Linked DNA regions of Homo sapiens: region 1 is linked to region 2. The links are chromatin loops, found by intact Hi-C in ENCODE. Cell type or tissue: dorsolateral prefrontal cortex. All regions are shown on one strand. Links, peaks and the distances in the headings refer to the core of each region. The heading gives the core; the rest is flanking DNA. Region 1 has its middle 22 kb from the start of C1QB. Region 2 holds the start of LOC124903874 (a long non-coding RNA gene).

What was found. Peaks named below come from ENCODE experiments on the same cell type or tissue, not always from the same donor. Only the 100,000 strongest peaks of a DNase experiment are listed, where the experiment ranks them.
Region 1: it touches region 2 in a loop (2.5-fold over the local background); 15 of 110 quality-filtered maps call a loop at or near these places.

The regions. Positions count from the first base shown.
Region 1 is chr1:22,668,397-22,681,193 of GRCh38, reverse strand. No RefSeq gene overlaps it. Among named protein-coding and RNA genes, the nearest start is that of C1QB, 22 kb to the right of the region's middle. RefSeq lists enhancers at 2,967-3,505, 3,538-4,060. In dorsolateral prefrontal cortex, for the core only: a CTCF peak has its summit at 6,871 (motif pointing left); a DNase peak (open chromatin) is centred at 6,863; H3K27me3 peaks cover 683 bases.
Region 2 is chr1:22,888,263-22,890,762 of GRCh38, reverse strand. The region is part of intron 6 of EPHB2 (EPH receptor B2); the gene reads right to left. It overlaps LOC124903874 (a long non-coding RNA gene), which reads left to right and starts at 1,203. Exons shown (of 3, transcript XR_007065534.1): 1 at 1,203-1,256. RefSeq lists a silencer at 1,046-1,251. In dorsolateral prefrontal cortex, for the core only: CTCF peaks have their summits at 1,151 and 1,354; a DNase peak (open chromatin) is centred at 1,361.

The sequences.
Region 1 (12,797 bases), core at 5,587-8,086, 220 kb after region 2:
GCTGCGGTCAGCTCTCCTTGGATGTCCCAGATGTCCCGTCTTCCCTGTGAGGCTGGCCTGAGCCCAGTCCTCCTGCAAGAAGCCCTCCCTAACTACCCCACCCTAGGGCTGGCTCTCCCTAGCACAGACTCACTGAACGGCTCCCTTGCCGCTCAGCACAGTCTGTCTGGGATGGTGAATTCTCTGTTGGCACACACGTGGCCCATCTCCACAGCCGCCTCAGCCGTTGGCCATGTTTTAATGAGGACTTCTCTTTGTAAATAAGGAAGCAGGCCTTTGATCTCCCTTTTGGAATCGGCTGTCTTTGATAGCCTGCACTGAGGAACTGCTAAACGTCTGGCTGGAATTCAAGTCTGGGCACTGCTGCCACTCGCTGCCAACCCCGGGCAGGTTGCCTCCCTTCTCCCAGCCTCAGTTTCCCCCTAAGTAGAAAGGGCCTGGGTAGAGCAGACAATCTGTGGTCCATAAATTAGCCCATCCATGAATTCAGCAAAATGCCACCTTAGTGCCAGTTTCTTTGGTAACCTCCCTTTCTTTAGTTTCAAGCACAAATCAGCAATTAGCTCCAGTTCCCTGATGAGGGCTAATGAGGCCAGGAGAGGTAAAGTGACTTCTCCAACACCCTCAGCCAGGCATGAAGCAGAGGGGGGATTAGAACCTAGGTTGTCTGACTCCTGGTCTCGCTTATTTCTGTGACCTCTCACCCTCCAAGGCCAAGGTTAACTGGGAATGCGTTGGTCTAGTGGTGACATCTTGGAGTCAGTCCGAGTCAGGACATCCCCAGGCCTGCTCTGCTGTGCTCTGCTCTGGGAGGGGGGCAGTCTGACAGCTTTGGGCAGGACATCAGGCACTAAGATTTGGAGGAGGGACCATTTTCAAAGGTGAATACAGTTCTTATGCAACCCTCAAAGGGCTCAGTGGCTCTGGTTCTTGGGGGCAGGGCACTTGTGGAGGCCGTGTTCTTCATGTGTGCCCACTCCATGCACAGAGGAAGAGATAAGACTTGGAGAAGAAAAGGAGTTACATAAGGTTGGTGACAGGGCTGGAACTGACCCCAAACCATGGCCTATCTTGCACTAACTGTACCTCCATACCCCAGAGGGGGCCTGTCAGTGGGGGAAGCTCCCAACAACCCCCTGGTATATGGAGGGGAACAGAAACAGGCTCAAAGCCACACCGTCAGGTTCCCTGGGAACCGTGTCATGGGCAAGAGTTGGGGGAGGAGCAGCTGGAAGGGGAAAGACGGTGAATGTGAGAGAGATTAAAAGAGACATTAAGAGAAAAAAAAAGAGACAAAGAGAGGGCAAGCAGGGGGAAAAGATGGAAGGAAGGAGGGAGAGACGGGGAGGCAGGAAGGGAAGAGAAAAGAGAGAATGAATAATGGATTCATTTCCATTTTCTGAGCAGAACCCATTTCCAGATCTAGGGGAATGCCCGGGGCAGAATGGCTAACTCAGCCTGCTCGACAGGAGCATAGGGACCTTCACCTCCTTGTCCCCTGCCCTTGTCCCCTGCCCTTGTCCCCTGCGTGGCTCCTTGGTGGACAAGGCATGGAGCAAGGCTGGTGGGATTCAGGGCCAGATCCCACTGAGAGATGGGAGAGGGTGACTGAGGGGCCTGGGCCATGCTCAAGAGCCAAGTGATCTTCAGTGAGCCACAGCCCCTCTCCCAAGCCTCAGGTTCCAAATCTGCAAAACAGTCAGAGCTGGGGCCGCGCGCGTCTGTGTGTGTGTATGTGTGTGTGCGTGTATGTGTGTGTGTGTGTGCATGTGTGCATGTGTGTGTCTCTGTGGGGGTATATGTGTGTGAGTATTTGTGTGTATATGTATGTGCATGTGTGTGTCCATGTGTGTATTTGTGTGTGGTGTGTGTGGTTATGTGCGTGTATGTGTGTGACAGTGTATGTCTGTGTGCATGTGTGTATGCGTGTGTGCATGTGTGTATGTGTGTGTCTCTGTGGGGGTGTGAGTATATGTGTGTATATGTATGTGCATGTGTGTGTGTGTCCATGTGTGTATTTGTGTGGTGTGCGTGGTTGTGTGTATGTGTGACAGTGTATGTCTGTGTGCATGTTTGTGTATATATGTGCATGTGTGTGTGCATGCATGTGTATTTATGTGGTGTGTGTTGTGGTTGTGTGTGAGGGTTTGTATATCTGTGTGTATGTGTGTGTGCATGTGTGTATGTGTGTCTCAGGGGGGATATGTGTGTGTATGTGGTTATGTGTATATGTGTGTGAGTGTATGTGTGTGTATGTATGGGTGTGTGCATGTGTATGTATTTGTGTGTGGTGTGTGGTTTGTGTGTGTGTGTGTGCATGTGTGTATGTGTCTCTGTGGAGGGATGTGTGTGTATGTGATTATGTGTGTGTGTGTATGTCTGTGTGTATGTGTGTACGTACATGCATGTGTGTGCATGTATGTATTTGTGGTGTGTGTGGCTATGTGTGTGTAAGAGTGTGTATGTCTGTGTGTATGTGTGTGTACATGTGTGTCTCTGTGGGGGGATATGTGTGTATGTGGTTGTGTGTGTATGTGAGAGTGTATGTCTGTGTGTATGAGTGTGCGTGTGAGTGTATGTGTGCATATGTATGTCCGTGTGTATGTGTGTGTGCATGTATTTGTGGTGAGTGTGGTTATGTGTGGTTGTGTGTGTGTGTATGTGGGGGGTATGTGTGTGCATGTGTGTGTGGGAGTGGGGTGTGTGCATGTGTGGTTATGTGTGTGTGTATGTGTGTGGGGTGTGTGTGTGCATGTGTATGGTTATGTGTGTATGTGTATGTATGCGCGTGTATGTGTGTATATTTGTGTGTGCACACATGTATGAGTGTATGTGTGTGTGTGCAAACGTGTGTGTGCACGTGTGTGTGTGTGTGTGTGTGTGTAGGAGGCAGCATTTGGGCTCTGATGTCCTGGATGCCACCACGCCTGGGCTCTGGGCCTCTCGTGGGTGGGAGGTGGGGCAGCTGGTCGATAGCCCCCTCCCTGGGTGGATTCAGCCTGGGCCCCTGCTGCGGCCTCCCACGCATCCATTGCCTCCCTCCCCCTCTCTCCAGCTCCTTCCTTACTCTGCCAAACCAACCCCAACCATGGAAAAAAGGAGTATTTGGGGCCAGCCATTAGTGAGCGGAAACTCTTTGTTTCCTTCTCTTCCTGTTCTGGGATCCATCCTGCTCTGGGCCAAGTAATAACAATAGCAGCTGCCATTATTGGGTGCCTACTGTGTGCCAGGAGCTAAAGTCTTTAGCAGATCATCTCATCAAACCCTCAGAACTACGCCCTTCACAGATCCCCAGTTTCCATAGGAGGAAATCGAGGCTCCTGGGGGTGAAGTGACCTGCCTGAGGGCCCATGCTGGGGGCTGGCAGAGCCCAAGCTTGCACATGAGTGATGGGGGTTGGGACCAGAATGCAGAGGAATGGTAGAGCCAGGACTTGATCGGGTCTGTGCTCTTGGGCAATCACCACCTGCCTACAGACCTCAGTTTCCCCATCTGTTAAAAGAGTTGCAGTAAGCAATGGAGATGGTTGTAGAGCCCATGGCAATGGAGAGACTCAGCAAACTTCAGCTACGTGGATGAAAGAATTCAGATTCAGCCTCCCGCTGAGATCCCAGCTCTGCCACATCGCAGCTGGGTGACCCTAGGCAAGTGACTTAGCCTTACTGAGCCCCTTTGTAAAATAGGGTGCTTCAAGGAAAAGATAGGGGTGCGTAGAAAGGGCCCCACTGAGCGCCTGGCACAGGAGGAAGGACCTTTGATCCCAGCCCTTCCCTGCCTTTCCCCTTCCCCTTGTAGGGGTGTGGGAAGGGAAGGCGTGGGGCAGGAGGGGATTAGCCCTGGGTCCCCCTCCTGGGGCGGCGCTTTTAACCGTGGTCTCCCCCGGGGATCAGCCCTGCCCCCTCCCAGGCCCCCGGCCAGGCCTGTGTTTGCCGTGGGGATCTGGGCTGGCCCGGGCCCCTGCCTTTCATTCCCGGGCAGCTTTTGCTTGCTTTGCGCGCCGTGGGGCCAGGCGGCGGTTATGCCCGCTCCCCAGGAGCAGATGGGCCGCAGTGGGAAAGCGGGCGGCTGGCCCTAAGAGGATTGGCGGCCTTTCTTCCCACCCTTTGTGACGCTCCCCGAGGGCCGCCAACGCACAGACCACAAAGGCCGCTTGTTTGGCCGCCTCTGGGGGCGCAGGGGTCACAGCTGACAGCGGCGCCCTTGGAGACGGTGGCACCCCAGTGCGCGGCAGAGCCGGGAGCACCTGGATCACCCGGGCTGGGGAAAGACGGGGGAATCCTTGTCTCCCTCCCACCTCCCAGAATTTCCCAGGGAGCACTGTTGCATGCAGGGGAGAGGTGCTGGGAGTCGGGGGGACTGCTAGGACCGTCCTTTAGAGGGGGCAGGCCCAGAGAGGGTCTGTCTACACGCCCCCATCACCTCACTGAGAGCTGGAGGCCCAGACAGGTCTGTGACTCAGCCAAGTCACACAGCAAGTTAGTCACCAACCAGGACTGACTCCTAGGGTCCCCAGAGCCCAGCAAAGCTCCCCGCCATCTTGGAAATGTGGTCTTCCTTTCCTGCCAGTTTACTCCGCGTAGCTGTGGGGACCAGGAGAATCTGAGAAAGGGAAGGTTGGGGGCAGCAGAAACTGGAGGGACTTAGCAAGAATAGTCCCAGAAGGGGCTTTTGACAATAGTTTGAGGCCAAGCTCCTAGTGAGAGGTGGAAGCTGGGGAGAGGAAAAGGACAAGAATTATGTCACCCATGAGCTTATTTTGAAAAACTGTTGGCTGGGCGCAGTGGCTCATGCCTGTAATTCTAGCACTTTGGGAGGCCGAGGCGGGTGGATCGCCTGAGGTCAGGAGTTCGTAAACAGTCTGGCCAACACGGTGAAACCCCGCCTCTACTAAAAATGCAGACAAATCAACCGGATGTGGCGGCGTGCACCTGTGATCCCAGCTACTCGGGAGGCTGAGGCAGGTGAATTGCTTGAACCCGGGAGGCAGAGGTTGTAGTGAGCCGAGATCGTGCCACTGCACTGCAACCTGGGTGACAGAGCGAGATTCCGTGTCAAAAAAAAAAAAATTGTTGCGTGCCTGCTCTGCGGTGGGTACTGAGAAAATCAGGAGAAATAAGATCAGGCTCAGTGCTTGGGGCCCTCTGCGTACTAGGAAGACAGATTTGTAGGCAACAAGCTCTAGCCCAGTTTCTCAGCCTTGAGAAAGTGACATTTAGGGCAGATAACTTCTGGTTGGGGGCGGTCCTGTGCATTGCAGGAGGTGTTACAGCATCCTTGGCCTCCACCACCAGATCTCAGTAGCAACCCTGTGACCCCAAAAAGGTCTCCAGACATTGTCAAATGTCCCCTGGGGGGATGCCAACCCCGGTTGAGAAACATTGGTCTAGACCATAATCCTGGTCATTTGTTCATTCATTCCACACATGTCAAGTTCATGCCTATTGCATTTGCCTCTTTGAGGAGAGAGTGAAATAGTTAATGCAGGGATGACATGGGCGTGCGGGTTACCAGGAGGCTCCTAAACAGGTGATATTTGAGCCAGACCTAGAAAGAGATGCTGGGACGGAGAAGATGGGAAAGAGGACATTGTAGGCCGAATTGGCAAAATGGACATTCTGGATTCATTCCTTAGAGGTACTCTGAGGGCCTGCTGTGTGCAGGGCATCTCTGGTGATACCAACAAACTGAGACAGCCCCTTTCCAGCATGCAGAGGCTTTGGGCATGCCGAGAAAGGTCTGCACCCGGTTCAGAGGCCGTGGAGGGATCATAAGTGCTTCCCAGGGAAAGGGAGACAGGGGCTACATCTTGAGGCTTAGCAGGCAGGAGATGGGCAGGCAGGAGAAGGAAGGAAGAGATGCAGACAGAGGAGGCAGCCCCTGCCCAGGCTACAGAGCCTGGGAGCCCAAGGCTTTGGGAGAACTACAAGGAGGCAGCTGGAACCAGGGCATGGCATTCTGACAGTGGAGATGGGGGCATGAAGCTGGAGTGGGAGATGAGGAGACGGACCTACCTGAAGAGCCTGGACTTGATACTGAGTCACTGGGGAGCTATGGAGGGCATTTGAGTAGAGGCATATTTTTGTTTTAGAAAAATCACTGTGGCAGCGGTGAGAAGATGGTTGGAGGGGAGCAGGCAAGAGGCAGGGGGACAGTTGCAGTGGTTCAGGAATGAGATCAGGGTGGCTGTGCACAGGGCGTGCAGGGGACAATCCCACAGACACCCGGGAGGTAAAGGCATTAGGATATGGGCTTGAATGTGGGGTTGAGGGAGCTGGAAGAGGCATCTGGGCAGATGATGGGTGTCTAGCAGGGCAGCCCTGAAATGAATCACCAGATTAGAAACACCAGATAAAAGATTGAGCAGAGAAAGATATGTCCGTGGGTCTCAAAATGAACTGTTTTTGAAACTTTTCCCTTATGCTCATCTTTAAATATCGATAACCAACATTTCTAAAGAGCTTAATGCTCTGTGCCAGGCACTGTTCTAAATGCTTCATGTACATTCACTCATTGAGTCTTTAAAACAATGCATCGAGGGAGTTGCTTTCCATCATCTCCATTTTGCAGATAAAGAAACTGAAGCACAGAGAAGTAACTTGTCCAAGGTTAACTAGCTAGCAAGTGGCTGAGCCAGGATTTGAACTCAGGCAGTTTGGCTCTAGAGTTTGTGCTGTCTGCTATGCTATACTACCAAAACATAGAGTTTGTTTAAAGCCTCCTTAACTTTGGCTATTTATAAAGTCCTGTAATCTTAATATAAAAGTAAAAAAGCAATGGCATTTTATAGGTTGTGGTGGTGGAATGTAAAAGTGGAATATCATCTTCTGGAATCTCAGGGAGTAGTTGGAAAGTGCCTACCGCCACCTGGTGGCAGTGTACCCCAAGTAGAGCCACGACAAAGGCTAAACCCAGTTTCTTTCAGTATTACTTTATGAAACTCCAGGCCAGGGTGATAAGAACTTACTAGTAATATATACACTACTATTATGAAAAATGTGTCATCTATGAGGGGGCAGGAAGAAAGAGAGGAGGCTCCCAATGCCCAGGCTGCGGGGTATATACTCTGAGGGACTGTGACTGTGGGTACTCAGGATGAGGTTGCCATGTCCTGTCCAGACCCTCTCACTAGTTCCCTAGACGACCAGCATTAGGCATTTCTGAAACAGCTGGTGGGAGCTAGGGGTGGGGTGGGGCGTTACTCTGCAAACATGGGCTGTACCCATGACCCCGACCTTCTAATCCCAGGGCTTAACTGACTTCATTAACTCCAGGGGGCTTGAGAGAGACCCCTCCCCAAAATCATTATCTGATAAACCATACTCAGAAAAGTCCTATTCCTGGGGGCCATGCCGGAAAACCTCCTGCGTGAAGGCAGGGAACGGGAGGTGATGCTCCTTGGCTGCAAACCCTCCGCTGCGTGAAAGGGCTGGGTCTGCCCCACCCCCTGCCTGCCAAGGGGCAACGAGGGAGAAAACTGGGTGAAAGCAGAGCATGCCGGGTAGCCCGGCCAGGAGCTGAGCGGTCCAGCCTCCCACCCCCCACTGTGGTTGCCATGGCAACTGAGGAGGGGAGGGAGGAGGAGAGGAGAGACCACTCGTCCCTCAGACAATGGGAACCTATTCCAGGTCACCCTTGGCCTTATCCTGAGGGACTCGGGGCAGTCAGCAGTTCTGGGCTCTTTGTACCCTGCAGCATGGAGATTTGGGGGCATAGTCTTCTGCTCAGGCCAGGCCGGGGGGCCCCAGAATGGGGGACAGAATCCTTGCCCTTGGAACATCCCAACCTTACCAGAGCTTACCCCTTCCTGGGCTCCCAGATCCCCCAAGATGAAGTTGGGTTCATTTTCCAAGGGCCCCTCCCCCATGGAATAGTGTGACCTTCTGTTGTGAAGTGAGCAGTGGGCACAGGGAGGAGGCAGCAGCCACTTTGGGGACAGGTCAAATATTTTATGAGTAATTTAATATCTGGAGCGCGAACCACTGAGCGGAGAACTCGTCAGCTGCCGGGAGCGAGAGCTGGTCTGGTCCTCATAACGCAGGGGCAGGGGTGGTGGGCTGACAGGGACGGACCTGGGGCCACAGGGAAGTTAACCCTTTCAGGGTCCTGGGATGGAGCTAGGAAGGGGCAAGGCCGTGGACCTGCCGTGCACCAGATCCTGAGCCATGCGGTTTGGGTGGCTTGAGCACTTTGAACCTGGGAAGGAAGGGTTGGCCCATTGGAAAGGCACTGGCTTTTAAACGGGGGGACCTGAGTTTGGCTCTTGCTAGCTATGTGACCCTGGACTAGTGTGAGCCTGTGTGAGCCTCAGTTCCTTATGCATGAAATGGGGATGATAGTAATGAGATCTATGCCATTCCTACCACGGTAAGAATTGAGCAATAATGAATACAAAGCACTTAATACAGTGCCCAGGACACAGCAGGCCCTCGATCAGAGGACCTGCCTTCACGACTCTGATGCTGTGTGAAGCTTGCCAGAACCCCTTGAAGCCCCCCAGAGCCCCTCAAAGCCCCCAGACATCCTTCATAGGGATCTCCCCAACACCCAGCTGTGTTCTGGATGCCTTTTCTTGTCCCGGGACCACCTGACAGACTTTCCTACCATTCTACACAAGACATAGCTGTGTTCTGTCTCCTGACATTTGCTTTAGCCTCTACTCAGAGTTTCTGCAGAGGGGGTCCTGTCCAGCCTGGTGGCATGGAAGGGGCCTGGGCCCTGGGTCAGAATCCCAGCTCAGCCACATTCCAGTTCTGTGACCAAGGCCAGGTGCTTCACTTCTCTGGGCCTTCATTTCTTCCTCTATGAAATGTGAGTAACAAAGTGCCGTCCTCGTAAGAATGCTGTCCCAGTTAATGAAGATCATTCTGTAAGGAAGCCAGCACAGCACCTGTTACATAGTAGGTGCTCATTAAATGGTGCTCTTCATCATTGATACTTCAAGAGAGTGGCTTCAGTGCCAGACTGTCTTAGTCCATGCCCCAGCTCTGCCGTGGGCTAGCTGTGAGGACTCGGTCAAATTACTTCCCTATACCTCACTTTCCAGATCTGTGAAATGGGCATAACAGTCACACTTGCCTCATGGAGATTAAATGAGTGAAGATGTGTAAAGTGTTTGGAACAAAACCTGGAACAAGGGAGGAGCAAAGTTGGTGCCAGGCTATTCTCTTTTTCTGAGGTTCAGAAGCAATTTGTGAAAAGGCATCTCCAGTCCCCTCCCCTGCCCTCATCCTGCCATTGGGACTGGGAGACAGGTCTCCCAGGCTACCTTTGTCTGGTGCTCGGGTTGCAGCATGGTGAGCTCTCTCCCTGCCCTGGGTTTATCTTTCTGCCTCCCTGAGGGACTCCAACAGCATCAAGGGCTTCTCCTGCCATAGGAATGGCAGGAGCACTGGTCTCAGAGTCACCTACGCACTGTGTGACCTCAGGTACATAACCCCACTCTCCAGAACGGCTTCTCTTGCCATGGGATTCTGCCCCTGCGTTAATCATGAAATCTCCCTTTTCCACGCAGCCTAGTCCTGACCATTGTTTCACTTCCTGGAAAAAATTCCATGTGCCTGAGCTGAGATGAGCCAGAGATCATCTGGTCCAGTCCCGTCATTTTACAGATTGGGAAACTGAGGCCAGGTATTGGCCTTATCACAGTGCTCCAAAAGGAAGAGCCCGGCCGGGCCAGGGATTTTACAGATGAGGAAACCCAGTCCCAGAGACTGGAGTCACTTATCTGAGGTCACACAGTGAGTCAGTGACTCTGGGAGCAGTGCTCCTGCACCTTACTTTGCCCCCAATTACCTACTTTCAATGTTGTTTCACTGAGAATGTCAAAGTCTCTCCCCACTTGGATCCAAGGAAAGGGCCATTCATTGAGCACCTGTGTCTACAAAGTGGGCAGCTCCATTCCCCAGTGTGCCCCTTTTTGTGTTTTCCTGGTTGCAGTGAGTGCCTGCTCCTGGAGAGGGACTACCCTGGGCAGCTTCCAAAGGTGATCTTTATTTCTTAAGAACCCATGGGCACATATATTATGTCCCCATTTTATAGATGAGGAAACCGAGGCTCTGAAGGGGAGAAGTGACTGCAGGTCACACGACAATCAGGCCTGGCCTGGCGGGGGGCTCAATGGGAGACTGTTCTCCCACTCCCCACGCCTGGCAGGACCTGCGCAGGTTTCCACCACGGTGAACTCGCTCTGTATAAAGCCATCATGGCCTAAGCTGTAAAACAGAAGGAATGAAGACATATTTTTCTGGTCTCCTTCCCCGGAAACCAGCTGGGGCTGGGGCCCGGCGAGGCTGACATTTATGTACTGTCTTTAATCACAGTAGCTGACGTATTCCAAATAAGGTCTGGAGACACCTTGTTAACGAGGGCCCAGCTGTCTCTCCTGTGGATACCTGTGCTGGCATGGGGAGCCCGCCCCGAGATATGCTAACTCAGGCCTGGAGCCTGCAGACAGACCCACCCTGTGGCACGGCTCACGTGCTGCCGCCGCAAGCCCTGCAGAGGCAGGGGCTTGTTGGAATGGCTGGAATCCAGGCTGGAGGGAGAAGGAAAAATTTGTCCTAAGGTGGGCACAGGATTTTTGCCTCTTGTGGCTCACCTGAACCTCACAACAACCAATAGTCACATTCCACAGGTGAGGATGCTAACATTTGTTGAGGGCCTACTATGTGTCTGGGAGGGTGTGTGGTTCTTTTGTTTTGTTTTGTTTTAAGACAGGGTCTTGGTCTGTTGCCCAGGCTGGAGTGCAGTGGTGTGATCATGGCTCACTGCAGCCTCTACCTCCTGGGCTCAACAGAGTTTCTCACCTCAGCCCCCCGAGTAGCTGGGACTACAGGTGTGTGCCATCACACCCAGCTAATTTTTTTATGTTTTGTAAATATAGGGTCCCATTATGTTGCCCAGGCTGGTCTCGAACTCCTGGGCTCAAGCAATGCACTTGCCTCAGCCTCCTGAAGTGCTGGAATTACAGGCGTGAGCCACTGTGCCCAGCCTTGTGTTTCTTTATAACAGCCAGATTTTATTTTATGTCTACTATGTGCCAGGTGGGTGCTTTACATACACTAGCTCATGGAATGCTCATAACAATAGTAGCCAATAGAGTTCCATTTTGTAGCCAAGGATATAAAAGCTCAGAGTCGAGGCGACTTGCTTGTCAAGGTCATCCAGCTAGAAGGTGGCAAAGCAGGAATGAACTCGGTAGGGCTCAAGCAAGAAGCCAGTGAGGGAACCTGCACAATGCACCTGGCATGGCACCTGACACGTCGGAGTTGCTTGGTGCATCCTGCTTTGCTTCCTTTGCCTTCTTTTTGGTGGTTGACTTGTTTACGTCCTCTCTTGCTCCACAGATGCTGTAAGGCAGATTATAGGGAGAAGTATGTGATGAAGCAGGGTGCCGTGGCTCACACCTGTAATCTGAGCACTTTGGGAAGCTGAGGAGGGCAGATTGCTTGAGCCCAGGGGTTTGAGACCAGCCTGGGCAACATGGCAAAACTTCGTCTCTACAAAAAATACAAAAATTAGCCGAGCATGGTAGTGTGCACCTGTGGTCCCAGTTACTTGGGAGGCTGAGGTGGGAAGATCACTTGAGCCTGGGAGGTTGAGGCTGCAGTGAGCCATGATCATGCCACTGCACTCCAGCCTGGGCAAAAGAGCAAGACCCTGTCTCAAAAAAAAAAAAGTGATGAGAAGACATAAATGAGAAGAATCTGCAAAAGCAATGGGAAAATGTGGTTGGAAAGGCAGGAAGACGTAGACAGAAATGAGAGTGGAGGCTACAAAGAAAGTATGGGCCAGGCATGGTGGCTTATGCCTGTAATCCCAGCACTTTGGGAGAACGAGTTGGGCAGATCACTTGAGCTCAGGAGTTCGAGACCAGCCCAGTCAACATGGTGAAACCCCGTCTCTACTAAAAATACAAAAATTAGCCAGGTGTGATGGTGCGCGCCTGTAATCCCAGTGACTTGGAAGGCTGAGGCAGATGAATTGCTTGAGCCTGGGAGGCAGAGGTTGCGGTGAGCCAAGATCACACCACTGTACTTCAGCCTGGGAGCCAGAGAGAGACTCTGTCTCAAGAAAAAGAAAGAAAGAGAGAGAGAAAGAGAGAGAGAGAAAGAAAGAAAGAAAGAAAAGAAAGAAAGAAAGGAGGAAGGGAGGGAGGGAGGAAGGAAAGAAGGAAGGAAGGAAGGAAGGAAGGAAGGAAGGAAGGAAGGAAAGAAAGAAAGGTAGGTTCCTAAAGCCCTGAATGCTCTCTGAGCCCTAGTGGGTTTCTCTGGAGGTTCTCGGGCCTCAGTTGTCCATTGGGTCCTTGCCTCTGGACAGTGGTAATGATGCCCACATCAGGGGCTGCTGTGAGGATGACATGGGCTAATGTCTGCACAACGGGTACGTTCATGAGGCTCAGTTTGGCTTCTCCCTGCCTGCTTTCCTTTCCTTCCAGATGCCAAGCCTTCCCCTGGAAATTGTCCCAAGGGCTTAGGAAACATTATTAGTATAGGCCCTATCTTTCCAGGCAGGACATAATTTTGACAGTCCTTCCATCTTACCTTTCTTCATTCCGTTTGGCAGCTATTCACTGAGCATATATTATGTATATCTGTCTCCAGGTCCTATACTCTCTGGAGTCGATCAGTCAATTAATTAATTAACTAATATAGCCATGCTTTCATGCATTCATTTGATAAACATGAATCTTCCAGGCTCTCTGGGCTGTGAGATGTCAGTTTTGGCCTCCTTTGTTCCCTCCTGGGTCCTGGCCGTGTTCTGCGTAGCTGAGGATTCTGGATAAGTAAGGTGTAATC
Region 2 (2,500 bases), core at 1-2,500:
CACTCACTATCATGAGAAAAGCATGGGGGTAACCACCCCCGTGATTCAATTACCTCCTACTAGGTCCCTCTCACAACAGGTGGGGATTATGGGAACTTCAATTCAAGATGAGATTTGGGCGGGGACACAGCCAAACCATATCAGGGGCTACCAGGTGAAGTCAGGAAAGCTCCCTCGTGAGTGGGGGTCACTGGAATGGGATCTCAAAGAACAAACAGGAACCACCCAGACAAAGATGTGCATGCCTGGCAGAAGGGGCAGCAGGTTCAGAGGAAAGGAGAGGAGAAAAAGCTTGGGATGTAGGGGATATGAAGGGGGCTGACTTGAAGATGTGTCTCTACCACCCCCATAACAGGGGGAGGCAGGGATAGCTGGGTGGGGCAGCAGCAGAGAGGAAGTCTCTTTTGCCAAGCCAGATCATCTGCCTCCTCCTCCAGGAAGCCTCCTTGACATCCCAGCCAGATGCACCTCTTCCTTCTCAGTCCCAGAGCACTTGCTGTGGGTGCCACAGGAGGGGGTTTCTGCTATGCCCCCTCAACTTCCAGCTGAGGCTCCTCTCGCCCCCTTAACTCTAAGCCCATGAGGGAGGGCTTGTGTTTGTTCCCCTGTACCAAGTTTGGGGTCCCTCACACAAAGTCCTTCTCCAGTGCCCACAGGGTGAAGGCCGACTCCTTAGCCTGGCATTCCAGACCCTTCATGACCCACCATTTTGCAGTCTCTCCTGCAACATCCCTAATGTTTCCTAGGTTCCTGCCATCCCTAACTCTTTCCCCCTTCCTTGGTAGAGCTGCCAGATTTAGCAAACACAAATATAGGATGCTGCTCAGTCAAATTTAAATTTCAGATGAACAACAAATACATTTTGGTATAAGTACGCCCCGTGCAATATTTGGGACATATTTGTACTAAAACATTTATTTTTAAAAAATTCAAATGTAATCATGTGTCTTCTATTTTATCTAGCAACTCTACCTTCCATGGACACTCTTGAGTTTTTGCAAGCACTGTTGCCCCTGTCTGAAATACCCTTTCCTCACTTGTCTTGCAGTGTCCTACTCATCGTTCAAGACTCAGCGCAAGTGCCACCTCTGCTGGGGAGACTTCCCAGATGTCCCAGCCAGGGGTTGTGGGTCCAAATTGTCTCCCCTCCCACCTATTGTCCTAATATACCTGTCCATCTTCTTTAAGGATGTGGATTTCCTGAGGCCAGGGACCATGTCTTGCTCATCTCTGGATCCCCCCAGGTTTGCCACACAGTAAGTGTTCACTAATTATTGACATAATGAATGAACATTAAACTGGTATTCAAAAATCTACAAAACCTGGGATGCAGTACCAGACATGGACACTAAGTGCCACTGTACAACATGGGCTCTGCTCAGACTTGAAAACAGGTTAGATTCTGTAAACTGGGTGGGTGCCCACTTAGAGATGTTGGAGGTTTTAAGCCCCTGATTATGTGAGGGAGATGAGAGGCGGCTGCTGGTTCCATAGGTGCCTCATGAGAGTGAGGAACCAACCTGAGCAGCTCCCTTCATTAAAGCTGGGCAAGGGATTGGAAGCTGTTTCATTTTTCATTTTTGTCTCTCTCTGTCTGACTATATTTTTGAGACAGGGTGTTGCTCTGTGACCCAGGCTGGAGTGCAGTGGCGCGATTATGGCCCATTGCAGCCTCGACCTCCCAGACACAAGCGATCCTCCCACCTCAGCCTCCCTAGTAGCTAGGACTACAGGCACATACCATCACACCCGGCTAATTTTTGTATTTTTGGTAGAGACAGGGTTTCATCATGTTACCCAGGCTGGTCTGGAGCTCCTGGACTCAAATGATCCACCCGTCTCAGCTTCCCAAAGTGCTGGGATTACAGACATGAGTCACTGTACCCAGCTGGAAGCTGCTTCATATCCTTGTTTTTTCACTTGATTGCACTGTGACCTTGGGAAAGACCCTTCACTTCCCTGAGCCCCTGTTTTCTATTCCAAATAAATGGAACAATAAATGCCAAGCTCTCAGGGCTGTTGTGAAGATAAAATTTGATCAGGTAGTGCCTGGCACATTGGAGATGCCCGAGAGACGCCAATTCCCTTCGGTCTCTCCTCTCCCTGGGGTACCTTTATCTGAACAGTGATTAAGCACCAAGGGACGATGGGAAGAGATTCAGTATGAAATCCACTAGTCCTTAGTCTGAGCACTTACCTGGTAGCTTAGGGCCAGTGAGGCATTGGGTGCATGTCTTAAGCCTTCCAGGCCTCAGTTTTCTCATCTCTAAAGTGGGTTAATGCAAGTAGGTACCATAAAAGGTGGTTTTGGAGATTTAAAAGGAAAATACAGGTAAAGCTTTTTAGCACAGTCTCTAGCACATAAAAAGACTTAATAAATGTTGGCTCCCACCATCACTGTTATCATCAAAACCATTATAGAGGCCAGGCGCAGTGGCTCATGCCTGTAATCCCAGCACTTTGTGAGGCCGAGGGCTGGATCACCTGAGGTCAGGAGTTC